Regions from separate parts of the Homo sapiens genome. Here region 1 is linked to region 2. Evidence: chromatin contacts called from ENCODE Hi-C or POLR2A ChIA-PET data. All regions are on one chromosome and are shown on one strand. The core of a region is the stretch at or near the end of the contact, and the rest is flanking DNA. Distances in the headings are between cores, read along the strand shown.

Region 1 (7,145 bases), core at 534-3,033, 48 kb before region 2:
CTGTATTCTTGGAATTCTCCAGGTATCTATATTTGCTGTCAAAAATAATGGATTTTATAATGTTAATATACTATTAGAGAAGAACAGCTGTTGGTGTAAACAATTGATAGTCTTTGCCACAAATTCCAAAGAAACTACATTCTTGTCACTACCTAGCCTTTCAATGAGATATTTTATTCCTTCTTCTAAGTTCTTACAATAAAAATATGATTGTTAACAAAGACACCATAGATATTATCTCTTAAATTAAAGTTCTGAGTTATTTTTAGTTACAGCTGGCAAGCTGCCAAAAGGAAAAAGGGAGAGGGACTGAAGTTTCTAATATGGATGTCAATTCTCAGTGGAATTATCCAGCTCTACTACCTTCCAAGTTGATCCTGAGAACGGATTCCAGGGACAGCCATTACTTTATCTTTACTACTATAATATGTTAATTTCAGTATATGAGTTCTTGAAAGACTTCAGAGAAGAGAACATTTCCTGTTACGAATAAATGGTTACAAGTTGAATTAACCCACAGACATTGATGGTTGTCATGATCATTAACCTGTAATCAAGGTTATCCAAGATCTGTTCCCAATTTACCTTTCTAGGTCTGTCTCCCACTACTCTTTTTCACGTATCTTTATAAAATTTATAACATGCTGAAAAAATGTCAAGTATTATAGATGACTTTCTTAAACAAACTAGATTAATTGTGCCACCCAAATATATCCTGTATCTTACTTTTTTGCCTATGCTTGAGTCATCTCAGTAGAGTGACCCACGTCATACCTACTATAAGTTTATCCATTAGTTTAAGACTGAAACCAAAATCTTTCTTAAGAAAGTCTCTCTAGAATCCCATAATCAGAAGTGATTTCTCTCAAAAGTCCAATACAACTGTATATTATATTCCCTCCTTCCTTTATTCATTCATAATTAATATTTATTGAAACCTATTTTGTGTCACTGTGCTAGGTTTCATTTATAGTCTAATGGAAGGCATTAATCAAATAACATATTCCTTATGTATAGACCATGACCTATCTCACATTATACTGCTACTGTTCATCTTGCTTACTTCCCCAAGCACTGAAAACAAATGGAAAAGCTGTGTTTTATCGTGTGCCTACCCTTCTGACACCTAGTAATGTGCCTTGCATTGTTAGTTAAATGTTCAGCAGCAATATTCGATGAATATTTCATTTATTGCCTTACTCTTCACCCCGGGGGAAGCAATTCAGAGGACATATGTTACCATTAACTGCTGTAGAAAAATTCATTTGAAATTGAAACACGCATTTAAAAATATATACATGTGTCTTCATAACTGGAGTGTTGAGGATGGAGAAGAACCTATAAGATGAAAATCCAGCGTGTTTGCCTTATTAGAAATGCAAATGTCTACTAAAATATGATTATGAGAATATGAGGTGTCCAGTGTCCAGACGTGCAAAAATCACACAGATAAAAGCAAATCTCTCTCTAATCTTTCTTTGCTTTGTGTAATTAAAAGACAGAAAGCAAACTACGCTTTCTAAATAAATGATATTCAGTCAGTTTTAGAAATGTTTGCATCCTGCTACAATCACCGCTATAATAGGTTTTCTAGGCTCTGCAGCCTTTTCCTTGTTTCCTGCTTATTCAGGCTTCAGATCTGTGGAGTGGATCATAATTAGGAATCTACTGGTTCTTTCCCCAACTCTGATTCAATTAGCCATATGTTACAGGCAGCAAACACAGTGGCTGTCAAACTTTAGCAATTACCAAGCGGGGGGGGGAGGGGAGAAAGGTTTGTGGGGTCAAAACTATGAACTTATAAAAAGCTCTTGAAGTAAAGGCAAATCTTAATAGTGGAGCATTAATCAGAATTTTGTCTGGCCATTCATTAATCATCTCACACGGACCAGCTCTGGAAAGAGCAGCCTTTCATACACGTGGGACAGAAGTGTTGAGCTCTCAGAGCAAAGGTATCAGAAAAGGCAATGAGTAAATATGCAATTCTGTTTACATTCTTCATTCCAACAGTGAAGAAAAATCAATAGGCTTACAGAATATGGCAATTGTCCTTTGAAATGAAGGCTTTCTGAAAGGTAGTTTTTCTAGCTCATAAGGGCTGATTCCAAATAAATGATTTACTCTTTGTGGAGTGCTACATGCTTAATGAGGGCTGTTCTGGGTAAGACTGGAAGTGGAAAATCCTTGGAGGGTCACTGTTAAATTCATTTTATCGAAAAGGCAGAACATTCAAATTTAAACATTTGACATTCAAAGCTGTGTTAGTTCAGAACTTCTCTGCTACATGCTGATTTGTTAGAGAAAGGGGGTTGGAAGTCCTGGGGTAGATAACATTTAAAAAAATAGTTGAAAGAAAATGAGCATTGAAGCATGTCATTCTTGAGGAAAAACTCACATAATTAGGTAGGCTTTGTGAAGAAATCTACTGCTTTAAAAAGAAAAAACCTATTAATTTTTTGGCTAACCTACCCATTCATGCTCTTCTCCATAGAAGGAGGAACTGAGTTACAATACAGCCACACTCCATTTAAAATAACATTTATTCAATAGCAGGTCTGCCTCGTAGGCAGGCTTACCTCCTCATAGAAAAGGCCTATTATAAATCCCAGTAATTTTCCCATGAGTTCTACAAAGAGTGTTTCTTTGTGGTGGGTTTGAGTACTTTATCCACTATAATTTAAATGTCTCAAATGATGTCACTTCAAACTGTTTCCCTCAGGAGGTTGCTCTAGTCTGAAAAAATCTTCATTAAGATATTTCTCTAGTATTTAACCTGGAATTTATTTATCTGTCATCCGAAATAGGTCGTTTCCCCACCAGCTTTAACCACTGAACTTTGTTCAAGAAGCGAGTGTGCTCTAGCATAAGAAAGGTTGTTATCTTTTCTTCATAAAATAAGTGACTTTTAGCTCAACTGTATTGAGTGCATTAAAATTCCCATTTGATTTATTTTGCTCTAGGTATGTATCCATGTCTGTGGACACTAGTTGAGATTTTGGTCCAGGAAAAGCTGAGGTTTGGTTGGGGGAGGGTGAAGGTGAGTGGAGAGGATTTTAAAGTGTAAACTTTTACTCTCTCATATCAAATAGAAATTTTAAAAAAATATCGAGAGGGTAAACATTCACCTAGTGGAAAAGAAACTGAAGAAATCAATGAAGCCACGGAATATAGGTGTGACCTTTAGACTTTTTTCTTTTTGAGGTTAACAAAGTGGAAAAGCATCTTGCTAAGAAGTCAGGGTACAAATTTCTGACCCCTTTAAGAACATCTACTGTAACACTTTAGCTTTAAGTACTTCTACTTATTTATTTATTTAATGACTGCATCTTACCCTGTCACCCAGACTGGAGTGCAGTGGCACTATCAAAGCTTACTGCAGCAAACTCCTGGGCTCAAGTGATCCTCCTGCCTCAGCCTCTCCAGTAGCTCAGACTACAGGCCTGTAGTGGCCTAATAATTTATCATCACTCCTGGCTAATTAAAAAAAAACCCCTTTTTTTTTTCTTTTTGTAGAGACAGGGCCTCTCTAAGTTGCCCAGGATGGTCTTGAACTCCTGGGCTAAATGCTTCTTCCTCCTCAGCCTCCCAAGTAGCTAAGACTTCTGCATTGATTTTAATAGCTTAATTGGAATGACAAGGGAAGTGAGGGTTGCCAGAGCCAACACGTTAAATGCCTGTCTTGGGTGGCAGGCAGCTCCATGGTGAAGAGAGAACTCACTGGGCTCCATTGCCCCTTCCTGTGATGGGCTACCACACAGGATGAGGATCTTTGCTGCTAAGTCTCTCATCTGTTTCAAGTGTGTGTGCATATTGACAGTTCTCCTAAGGAAAGCAGAGCACTCCTATGGAGGTCCTAGAGGGTACATACAGCAGCTGATGATAACGTTTTTTTTTTCTACTAGGAGAGTTTTAATTAAAACTACATGTGGTTTGAGATGTTTGCTGTTCTTTCTCTTCTGAAAATCCTTACAATTCATTTTGCATAAAAAGAAAAATTCTAAAGTCTTTCATTTAAATAGTGAGATGATAGCTTCAGTAAGAATTGCTGTGTTGGGCTTTCATATATGGTTACTGAAAGCACAATGCAAAGGCCAGGACTGAATTTAACAGGCCATTTGCCGCAAGTAGCAGTATCACTGGATACCACCAACAGGTTCATGTTGAAGGTTTTTAAAAAAGCTTTTAAATTTTGCAATTAAAACATATACAGGCCAAGTGCAGTGGCTCATGCCTATAATCCCAGCACTTTTTGGGAGGCCGAGGTGGGTGGATCATTTGAGGTCAGGAGTTTGAGACCAGCCTGGCCAACACGGTGAAACCCCGCCTCTACTAAAAATACAAAAATTAGCCGGGCGTGGTGGCAGGTGCCTGTAATCCTAGCTACTTGGAAGGCTGAGGCAGGAGAATCACTTGAACCCGGGAGGCAGAGGTTGCAGTGAGCTGAGATCATGCCACTGCACTCCAGCATGGGCGACAGAGTGAGACTCCGTCTGAAAAAAAAAAAAAAACAAAACCAAAAAACCAAAAACGTATGGCCTAATAATTTATCATAAGGCATGTAACCACCACCCAGATCAAGAAATAAAATCTTCATTGCAGCGCTATTCACAATAGGAAAGACATGGACTCAACCTAAATGCCCATCAACGACAGATTGGATAAAGAAAAATGTGGTACATATACACCATGGAATACTATGCAGCCATAAAAAGAACAAGATCCACTTTGGGAGGCTGAGGCAGGCAAATCACGAGGTCAAGAGAGCGAGACCATCCTGGCCAACATAGTGAAACCCCGTCTCTACTAGAAATACAAAAATTAGCTGGGCATAGTGGTGCATGCCTGTAGTCCCAGCTACTTGGGAGGCTGAGGCAGGAGAATTGCCTGAACCTGGAAGTAAGTGGAGGTTGCAGTGGGCCGAGATCGCGCCACTGCACTCTAGCCTGGGTGACAGAGCAAGACTCCGTCTCAAAAAGGAAACAAAAAAAGAACAAGATCATGTGTTTTGTGAGAAGATGGGTGGAGCTGGAGGCTATTACCCTTAGCAAACTAACACAGAAACAGAGAACCAAATACCACATGTTCTCACTTATAAGTGGGAGCTAAATGATAAGAACTCATGAACACAAAGAAGAAAACAATAGACACTGAGGTCTACTTGAGGGAGGAGGGTGAGAGGAGGGAGAGGAGCAGAAAAGATCACTCTTGGGTACTAAGCTTAATACCTGGGTGATGAAATAATATGTACAACAAACCCTCACAACAGGTGTTTACCTATGTAACAAACCTTCACATGTACCCCCCAAATGTAAAATAAAAGTAAAACAAAATCCTGCCAGCACCCCAGAAATCCAACTTACGTTCCCTTCATCTTCCCTTGGCTGTTATTGTAATCATCTTCTGGCTTGCTTTATAGATTTATCTCTAGGCATGTGTTGCTAAACTCTATAGTTTAGTTTTGTCTGTTTTGAATTATATAGTGAGAAATTACACAATATAAATGCTTTCATGGCTGGTTTCTTTTGCTCGTCATATTTGTGAAATTTACTCAGGATTTTATTTTAACTGTAATTTTTATTTTTCAGTATTTTTTAATCTTCCATTATAGAATTACAGCTACAATTCATTTATCAATTTTACTGTTAATGGGCATTTGGGTATTTTTAGTTTGAGGCAAAAACAAATAATACCGCTAAGAACGTGCTTCTACATGGCGCTTGGTGCACATATGTACACATTTCTGTTATATCTGTTCCTAGGAGGGGAAGTGCTAGATCTACAGTGTGCTTGTATTCAATCCTTAGACACTGCCAGACTCTGCTAAGCAGATTGCATTAATTTTATATGCTAAACAATAGTGAATGCCTCAATGATTGGTATTTTCAGTCTTAAGTTTTGGCCACACTGATGGGTTTGTAGTGGTACTTTATCTACTTTTAGTTTACATTTTCCCTGAGTTTACATTAACCAATGAGTTCAGTACCTTTCACATGTTCATACATTCATTGACTATTTGGATATCATCTTTTGTGAGTTGGCTGTTCAAATCTCTTGCACATTTTTCCATTTGGTTGTTCACCTTTATTATTATTGGTTTGTAGAATTGTTTATGTATATTAAAAATATTGTCTCCTACTCATGGCTTACTTTTTACTCTCTTATTGATGTCTCAATAAACTTGATATAGTAACTTTAATTAGTCTTTCTTTTTATGATTTTGCTTTTGGTGCCCTGTTTATGAAGTCTTTTCCAATTCTATCTAGGTCATGAAGAAATTCTACTAACATCTTCTAGAAGCTTCAGAATTTTGTTTTTTCACACTTAAATTTGCAATCTCTCTGGCATTGTTTTCTCTGAATGGCATGTGATTAAGTTTAGAGTCCATTTTTTTTTTCACCTATGGGGATTTCCAATGTTGTCAGCAACATTTATTGTAAAGTTATGCTTTCCCTGCTATTCTGAAGTGCCATGTTAATTGTAATTCAGGATCTAGATATGAACAGGTCTATTTCTGGAATTTTGTTTTCATTTCATTGTTTTATTGTCTGTCCTTTAATCAATACCATATTGTGTTAATTATTTTTACATGTAGGGTGTATCAATGTCCTGTAGAGTAAGTCCTCGCATCATGTTCTTCTTCGAGAGTATCCTCACTATTCTGAGTCTATTGCATTTCCATATATTTCCATTTTGGTACCGGACTGGTCCAATTGCATTTTGATGCATTTTCATTTTAGGACCAGCTTTTCCAATTCCATGAAAACAACAACAAGACAAATACACAAACACATAAATATAAACACACACATAATATATGTAAACACACACATATAAAACAAATTTAAAAATGGGTTAAGATTTTAGCTGGGATTGTACTGACTCTATACAGCAGTTTGAAGAAAATTGACATTACATTATTGAGTCTTCAAACTCATGAACATGGTGTGTCTCTCCTTTTGTTTTAGTCTTTAAGGTCTTTCAATGTTTCATAGTTTTCTGTATAGAGGTCTTATATGTCTTTTGTTAGATTTAATATTTAATAATTTAACATTTTTGGTTTATAATAAATAGTATCATTTAAAAATTTTATTTTCTGTTTATTGTTGCCATAAAGTAATATATTTAGGAGCCTCTGGAGCTTCTAG
Region 2 (6,745 bases), core at 3,318-5,817:
GTGTACATTTCCATAAGATTTCTTCTTTTGGCATTTAGTAGTAGACCATCAAAGTAAAAATATGGGAAGTTTATGTAAAAAAATAAAAAGCATTATTAAGGAGAAAACATTTTCCTTTCACCTTTTACATTTGGTTCTTGGGGGCCTACAAATAACAGTGGCAAAAGCCAGATTAATGAGAGAAAAAATATTTAATTCTGTAAGATAGTTCACAAAGAAATGTGGCTCTGTGGCCAGGGGTGGTGGCTCACGCCTGTAATCCCAGCACTTTGGGAGGCTGAGGTGGGTGGATCACCTGAGGTCATGAGTTTGAGACCAGCCTGGACAACATAGTGAAACCCCCTCTCTACTAAAAACTACAAAAATTAGCCGGGCATGGTGGTGCACACCTGTAGTCCCAGCTACTTGGGAGGCTGAGGCGGGAGAATTGCTTGAACCTGGGAGGCGGAGGTTGCAGTGAGTGGAGATTGTGTCGCTGCACTCCAGTCTGGGCAGCAGAGAGACTCCAACTCAAAAAAAAAAAAAAAGAAAGAAAGAAATATGACTCTGTGAGATGGTTAGAATTTGGGGCTTATATACTATCTTAACAAGGAATGAGGAGGGGAAGAGGGGCACTTCTGGAAGAACAAATGACTTTTAGGAATTATAAATGGGTCCTTAGGAGACTAGATTGGGGATATGGTAGTTTTAGGACAACGTCCGTTTGGGTGATTTCATATTCAGGTGCTGTCTTCTCATCTTTGTGTAGTCTTTGGTGATGAGTCTTCCCTGGCTGTGAAATTTCTAGTCGGGGGGTGGGGAGCATTTATGACAGTTGGGGAGGCTTTGCTTTTAGGAAGTTAAAGGGAATTCAGAAAAAGCCTCTTCCTGCAGCTGTTGATTCTTAAATGTCTTTAGCTTAAAATAATCCTTATGTCACTGTGGTATATTCTGGACCCCTTCAGCATATATATTAGTCACCTTAATAAACACTGCTCTTAGTAAAGGATCTACAAAAGTGTCTAAGTACTTATTTATTAGAGAATTCAGTCTAATGATAGGTAAATTTTTATTTATTTTGTAATGATAGGTCAGATTTTAAGTCCGCATGGAAAATAAAACTTTTTAATGAATTTATTACAGCTTCGCTAGTGCCCTTTTCCTTTGTTGGTACCACAGTACAAAAAAGATGACCTTTTCTAGCGATGTTTTGCATCAGCAAGAAACATCAAATCTTTTGGGAGTGAGATTGTTTTTAACATGTAAAAGATTTTGGATTATTGCAGAGAATGCAAGGACTGAAGCAGAGAGAAGTTCTTAATTGATAATATACCCAGAGGGGAGCATATCCTTTTAAGTATAACACTTCAGAAGCTATTGGCAGGGGGCAGGGGTGGGAGTTTGGGAGAGGAAAGAATGCTTTTTAATCTTTGAGTACTTAGTTGAAAAATGATGTCATATATTTGGTTGTATTGAAGCCGTTCTCACAGGGTTAACAAGAATTCTGGACAGAAATATAGTTATATTAAACATTAACCAGGTTGCACTTGACCCACTTCCTTGTAACCAAAAGTTGTGTTGCACTTGACACTGACTGTTTGCATTCCTGTGGTTCCTATAGACAGGATTTCTGACATTAGAATCAGAAGGCTTTTACTTAACATAGATAGAATTTGTGATGTTAGAATCATAAGGATTTTGTTTAAGAATTGCATACAATGTTTTTTAGATCTCAAATTCCAGGGAAAAAGCTGATACCGACCAATTTGAAGACCCCCACAGAAGAAGGGAAATAACATGAGAATACAGTTTGTATGCAGTCCTCCCTGTCTAGGACTTCCATCTGCTATCTTTGACCAATCAGCAATCTCTACACTTCAGCCCACTCCAAAATCCTTAACAACCTTAGCCCCAGACTCCTAGGGGAGACGGAATAGAGGTTTCCTCCCATCTTCTTGATCTGCAGCTCTATGATCTGCTGTAACCCGGTGTCTCAGGGCATTGACTTGCCATGCATATTGGACAATGGACCTATTACGGTTCCAGTATGTCTCATATGTCTTCTTGGACCTGTTTTTTAAATGTTTTTAAAATGAGACAATGTACAATACAAATTTGGAATAATTTTACAACATATTAAAGTCAGATAAGAAACAGGCAAGATACACGGAATTAAAACTTACCATAAAGGTTCATTTTTTTTTTTTTTTGCTAGAATAGGGAATTTCTCCAAAATGTATTTGAAAACCATTAAGAACTCAACTGAGACAGTGACTTCAATGATCCAGTGAATCAAAGAGGCCACAGTGATTAATTTTAACTAATTCTTTGTTTAGATCAAATTGAACAAACAGCCTTCCTATGCAGTTTTGATATTGGATTATTTTTTTTTCACTGTAGGAATGCAGAGTAATTGATATCTCATATTTAAGTTATAAGAACTGCTTGAGAAATTTGAACATTGAAGGAAAGACCTTTGGAATTTGAAGAGCTATGCCACTAACAACAGACATACATATAGTTGTTCATTTAGCAAAGTACACCACGTGGATGCTACATTTGGGAGGAATTTTGATGGGTGCATTACAAAGTCTGACTAAAAGCAATGCATGTTTGGTGGTGATGTTAGTTCTTTTAATCACTCCTGATGGACCATCCATATCTTCCTATGACCACATGTCCGATGCAGAGGAGAAAAGATTATTTTCCTCACCCACTGCTAGGTTCATTGCTGAGACCCCTATAACAAAAGACAGACTAACAAGTGGAAGGCATGCAAATGTAAAATTTATGTGATATGGGCACTTTCAAAAATGAATGATAACTCGAAGAAACAGAAAAAAACTGTGTATTTTTATGGACAGTCATGCAGAAGTATGATTGGAAGATAAAAGGATATGATCTAAAGGTAATAAACTGCAGGAACAAGCAAGGCCTGTTTTTCAGTTTCTTCTTGATATTTCTGTGCCTTTGAGGACAAGGATGTTTCTCTCTTTGGGGTATAGGGAGGACCCCTCTAGAATGAAGGTCTTATAACCTACTTTAGGGAAAGACCAGAGAATTTCTGCTTCAGTGAAGAAGGAGCGAGAGGAAGGTGAGAATGACCTTCCCGCTTCTGCTTTGTCTTCAAATGCCAAGGTGTCACATTTTTTGGTAGCATGTCTCTAACCCTCTCATGGATAAAGAAGGCTATTACTGATTTAAAGACCATTTGAATCAAATTGTAGGACATTCTGCCATTTAGTAACTTTTTAAGAGCCCCAGTAATACCACAAGCAAATACATACATTAACATATATTACTTAATCAATAATACATACATACCATCCATCCTACTATTTACTTTGAGTTCCAATGCTACCTAAAATGAAAAGTTTTTAATGCATTTTAGGAGCCGAAACAGAATTCTGTTTCCTGTGTGATACAGAAAAATAAGAGCAAAATTGAGCTTTTGATGCTTTAGGCAATCACAGATTAATGAGAATGTGAGTTCTTGGCACTAGGAAGGAGCTCTGCATTTAATATTATCTCTCATATTTGAAGATGATGCTTGACAGCTTGACCATGATGCCAAATAAAAAAGAAACTTTCCTGTTTGCAGAGACTATTTGTGTTCATTAGGGTACTAGCTAAGTGGCTATAACTTGAAGACCTCAAATAAAGAGGTATAAACTAGAAAAATGTTTATTTTTCTCTTACTTAATAGTCCAGAGGTAGGTGAGCTGTCCAGGGCAAGTAGACAGCTCTTTTCCTGTCATCCAGGGACCCAGGGACCCAGGCTCCTCCCATCTTTAGGTTATATCATCCTTTAGGATGTCTCATGGCCACTGTGTTTAAGTTCGAACCACTAGAAGGGGAAAGAAGGACAGGGCAAGCAGATTCCTTTTAAGGTTATGACAGTGTTGAAATTTACCTGAGCCCTGTGATCCTGAAAAACAGCCATGATTAAAGAAATCCTGCCACCCATTGTGTTCTAGGAAACAGCAGCTTACTCAACCACGACTTTGTTAAGAATCAAGGATGCCCGATATGGTTTGGATTTGTGTCCCTGCCCAAGACTCATGTTGAATTGTAATCCTCAGTGTTGAAGTAGGGGCCTGGTGGGAGGCGATTAGATCCTGGGGGTGGATTTCCCTCTTGTTGTTATTGGGATAGTGAATTCTCACAAGATCTGGTTGTTTAAAAATGCGTAGCACCTCCCCCTTCTCTCTCTTCCTCCTGCTTCAGCCATGTAAGATGTGCCTGCTTCCCCTTCACCTTCTGCCATGATTGTAAGTTTCCTGAGGCCTCCCAGCCATGCTTCTTGTAAAGCCTGCAAAAACTGCGAGCCAATTATGCCTCTTTTCTTTATAAAGTACCCAGTTTCAGGTTATTTCTTTATAGCAGTATGAGAACAGACTAATACAATGCCCCTCTTGTTTTCCTATGACAAGGCCAGACACAGACTTTCCAAATTCCTATTCTTTGCCTTTGAAATTATCAGCTGGACTGTTTTCTCACCACCGATCAGTGGAAACAAAATGCTTACTAACCAAACCTTTGTTAAGATTTTCTCCTTCCTCTAGTCCCCTGAACTCTTGCCTGCTTTAAGCCTGAGTCAGCCATACAACCCTTCCTTAAGGATCTCTGCCAAAAAAATAGACTGGTCTCAGGGTAAAACATTCCTGGATGTACTATCTGATCCTTCCATACTTTCATCCCACTTCTCTACATCTACATCTTTCTGGTCTTGTTTACTTCTCTTTAGACAAGAAAAATCCTTTTTGCCTAAAGCTTGCAGATCTTATAGTCAAATGTTCTCCTTTGTGCAATAGTCCCTCTCTTACTCTTTGCAAAAGTCCTTTTGAATAAAGTCCAGATTTGTTTTTAACTTGACAGATATAAACCAGAAGTTCCATTGGTTGGAGCCTAGCTACAAAGGGGCCTGGGAAGAACACTGTCTAGCTGGACAGCTAAATCCAGCTAAAACTCAAGAGTTCTATTATTAAACAAAAGAATCAGGTAATATATATTAGAAGACAATTGCCAGTATCTGCCACTCTCTTCTCACAGTAAGATACTGTTTGTAGTTCTACATTTCTTCTCTCAGACTGGTACTTTTGGACAAAATAGGTAACTCAGAATCTGGTTGTCCCTTGTCGCTTTTGTCTTCCTGTCAGTTTCCTGGCACTTGACTACTCTGCCATGTTTCTGAAAATGTGTCAAAATGGTCTTTCTTCCAAGTAAAACGCTTAGGGCTTCTCAAATTCAGCTTAGGACTTAGAGCTTCTAAAGTTCTGTTTAAAACCTAATCAAACTTTGGAAAATGTGGTTTTTTTTTGGTGTGGAAACAGCTGGGCTTTGTCCTTACTGTATATAATTATGGAGGCTGAGCAATCCTACCAGGCAACCCTGGTTTTTAGAGATGGATGGCTCTGGTATCAAATCCTGGCTCTGCCAGTTACTAGCTGAAGAGCCTTAAGTGTGGTATATAACCTCATGAAGGTTTGTTTTCTTCTCTATAAGAGTACTAAAATCTATATTGTAGACTTATTGCAAGAATTAGAGATAAAATTTAAAAAATGTCCAGTATAATGCCTGGCCTTGGCATACGCTAAAAAAATGGCAGATGCTACTTTAATTATTTGATACAACTTTTCTTTGGAATTCTTCCATTACATATCTTCCAGGTGCCTCATCATTTTGCATTGCTCTCCCTCGTCTGATTCTACACCCACATTTCATATTTCTAGATGTCATGCTTTGCAGTCCTCAACATTTTTGCTTGTCCTCTTCTCTGCTCTCAAAATTACCTAATTTGGGTTTAATTCTTTCAAGGTTCTAATTTCTCATTTTAGATATACAATTTCTTTTAGAAAAGTAATTCTGCCAGGCTGGGCAACATGGCAAGATCTCATCTCTACAAAACTAAATAAATTAGCTTTGTGTTGTGGCATGCACCTGTAATCCCAGCTACTTGGAAGGCTGAGGCAGAAGGATCCTTTGAATTCAGGATGTTGAGGCTGCAGTGAATCATATTCACTCCACTGCACTCTAGCTTGGGCAACAGAGTGAGACCCTGTCTCTAAAACAAACAAACAAACAAAAAATTCAATTCTGGTGTTCTGGAACTACAACAAATAGGAAGGATGAGTTAGATCTTTGGTTGTTTTTGAATTGCATCATGCTGGGCTTCTGGCCATCAGAATTACCCAGTGATATTTTCTAAAGAATCCGCTTATTACCTATTTTCTGCACATATTAGGAGCAGTAGAATTTCATTGCTCCCACTTATTGAGAAAATTCCCGCAAAGATGTTTAAGTGGTCAAAATTCATTGCATATCTTGGTAGCATGCATTTTGATGGAATATGCACAAAGTAGTGATTGATACTAGTTGCAGAATCCACTCCCCAAAAGGGAGAAAAATGGAATCACTCATATTCTTTCACAGTGCTGAGATAGTATCTGTGAGTGAATGCACAAGATTCTTATTTCAGGTATATATGGCTTTAAATTGATATCTACAAGTCATATTGTGGACTTCCTTATGTGTTCATTTGGTATAGATTATTAGAAGTTTTAAAGTCCCGTCACTGAACTTGTTTTTCTAAGAATAACCCTTCATATTTGAGTTCTTGCCAAATTCAGTCTTAATCATTATGCAACAAAATATTCTATGTCATCTGTTGGTGTGTTTACAAAGGAATGAGCATAAGCACATATGTATTTACGACCAAAAAATTAATCTTAAAAAAAAAATCACTCTAAGTTATGGGGAATTCTGG

The links. Hi-C counts contacts between places; a loop is a spot of excess contacts on that map. ChIA-PET counts read pairs that join two places held with the same protein, here RNA polymerase II (POLR2A). Pooled maps may share reads with other maps.
Region 1: a map of Calu3 shows a loop between it and region 2 (2.6-fold over the local background). The contact joins two enhancer-like sites. A Hi-C loop is called at or near these places in 2 of 168 maps with a recorded cell type or tissue (Calu3 and endothelial cell of hepatic sinusoid) and 1 of 50 pooled maps. POLR2A ChIA-PET finds 5 or more read pairs at or near these places in 1 of 52 experiments (naive thymus-derived CD4-positive, alpha-beta T cell).

The regions. Positions count from the first base shown.
Region 1 is chr12:19,061,474-19,068,618 of GRCh38, reverse strand. It overlaps LOC107984527 (a long non-coding RNA gene), which reads right to left. Exons shown (of 2, transcript XR_001749033.1): 2 at 1-35. Among named protein-coding and RNA genes, the nearest start is that of PLEKHA5, 65 kb to the left of the region's middle. Within about 2 kb of position 1,783, at least 2 of the 41 ENCODE cell types and tissues checked have a DNase peak (open chromatin) inside an H3K27ac peak, as active enhancers do.
Region 2 is chr12:19,016,618-19,023,362 of GRCh38, reverse strand. No RefSeq gene overlaps it. Among named protein-coding and RNA genes, the nearest start is that of PLEKHA5, 110 kb to the left of the region's middle. Within about 2 kb of position 4,567, at least 3 of the 41 ENCODE cell types and tissues checked have a DNase peak (open chromatin) inside an H3K27ac peak, as active enhancers do.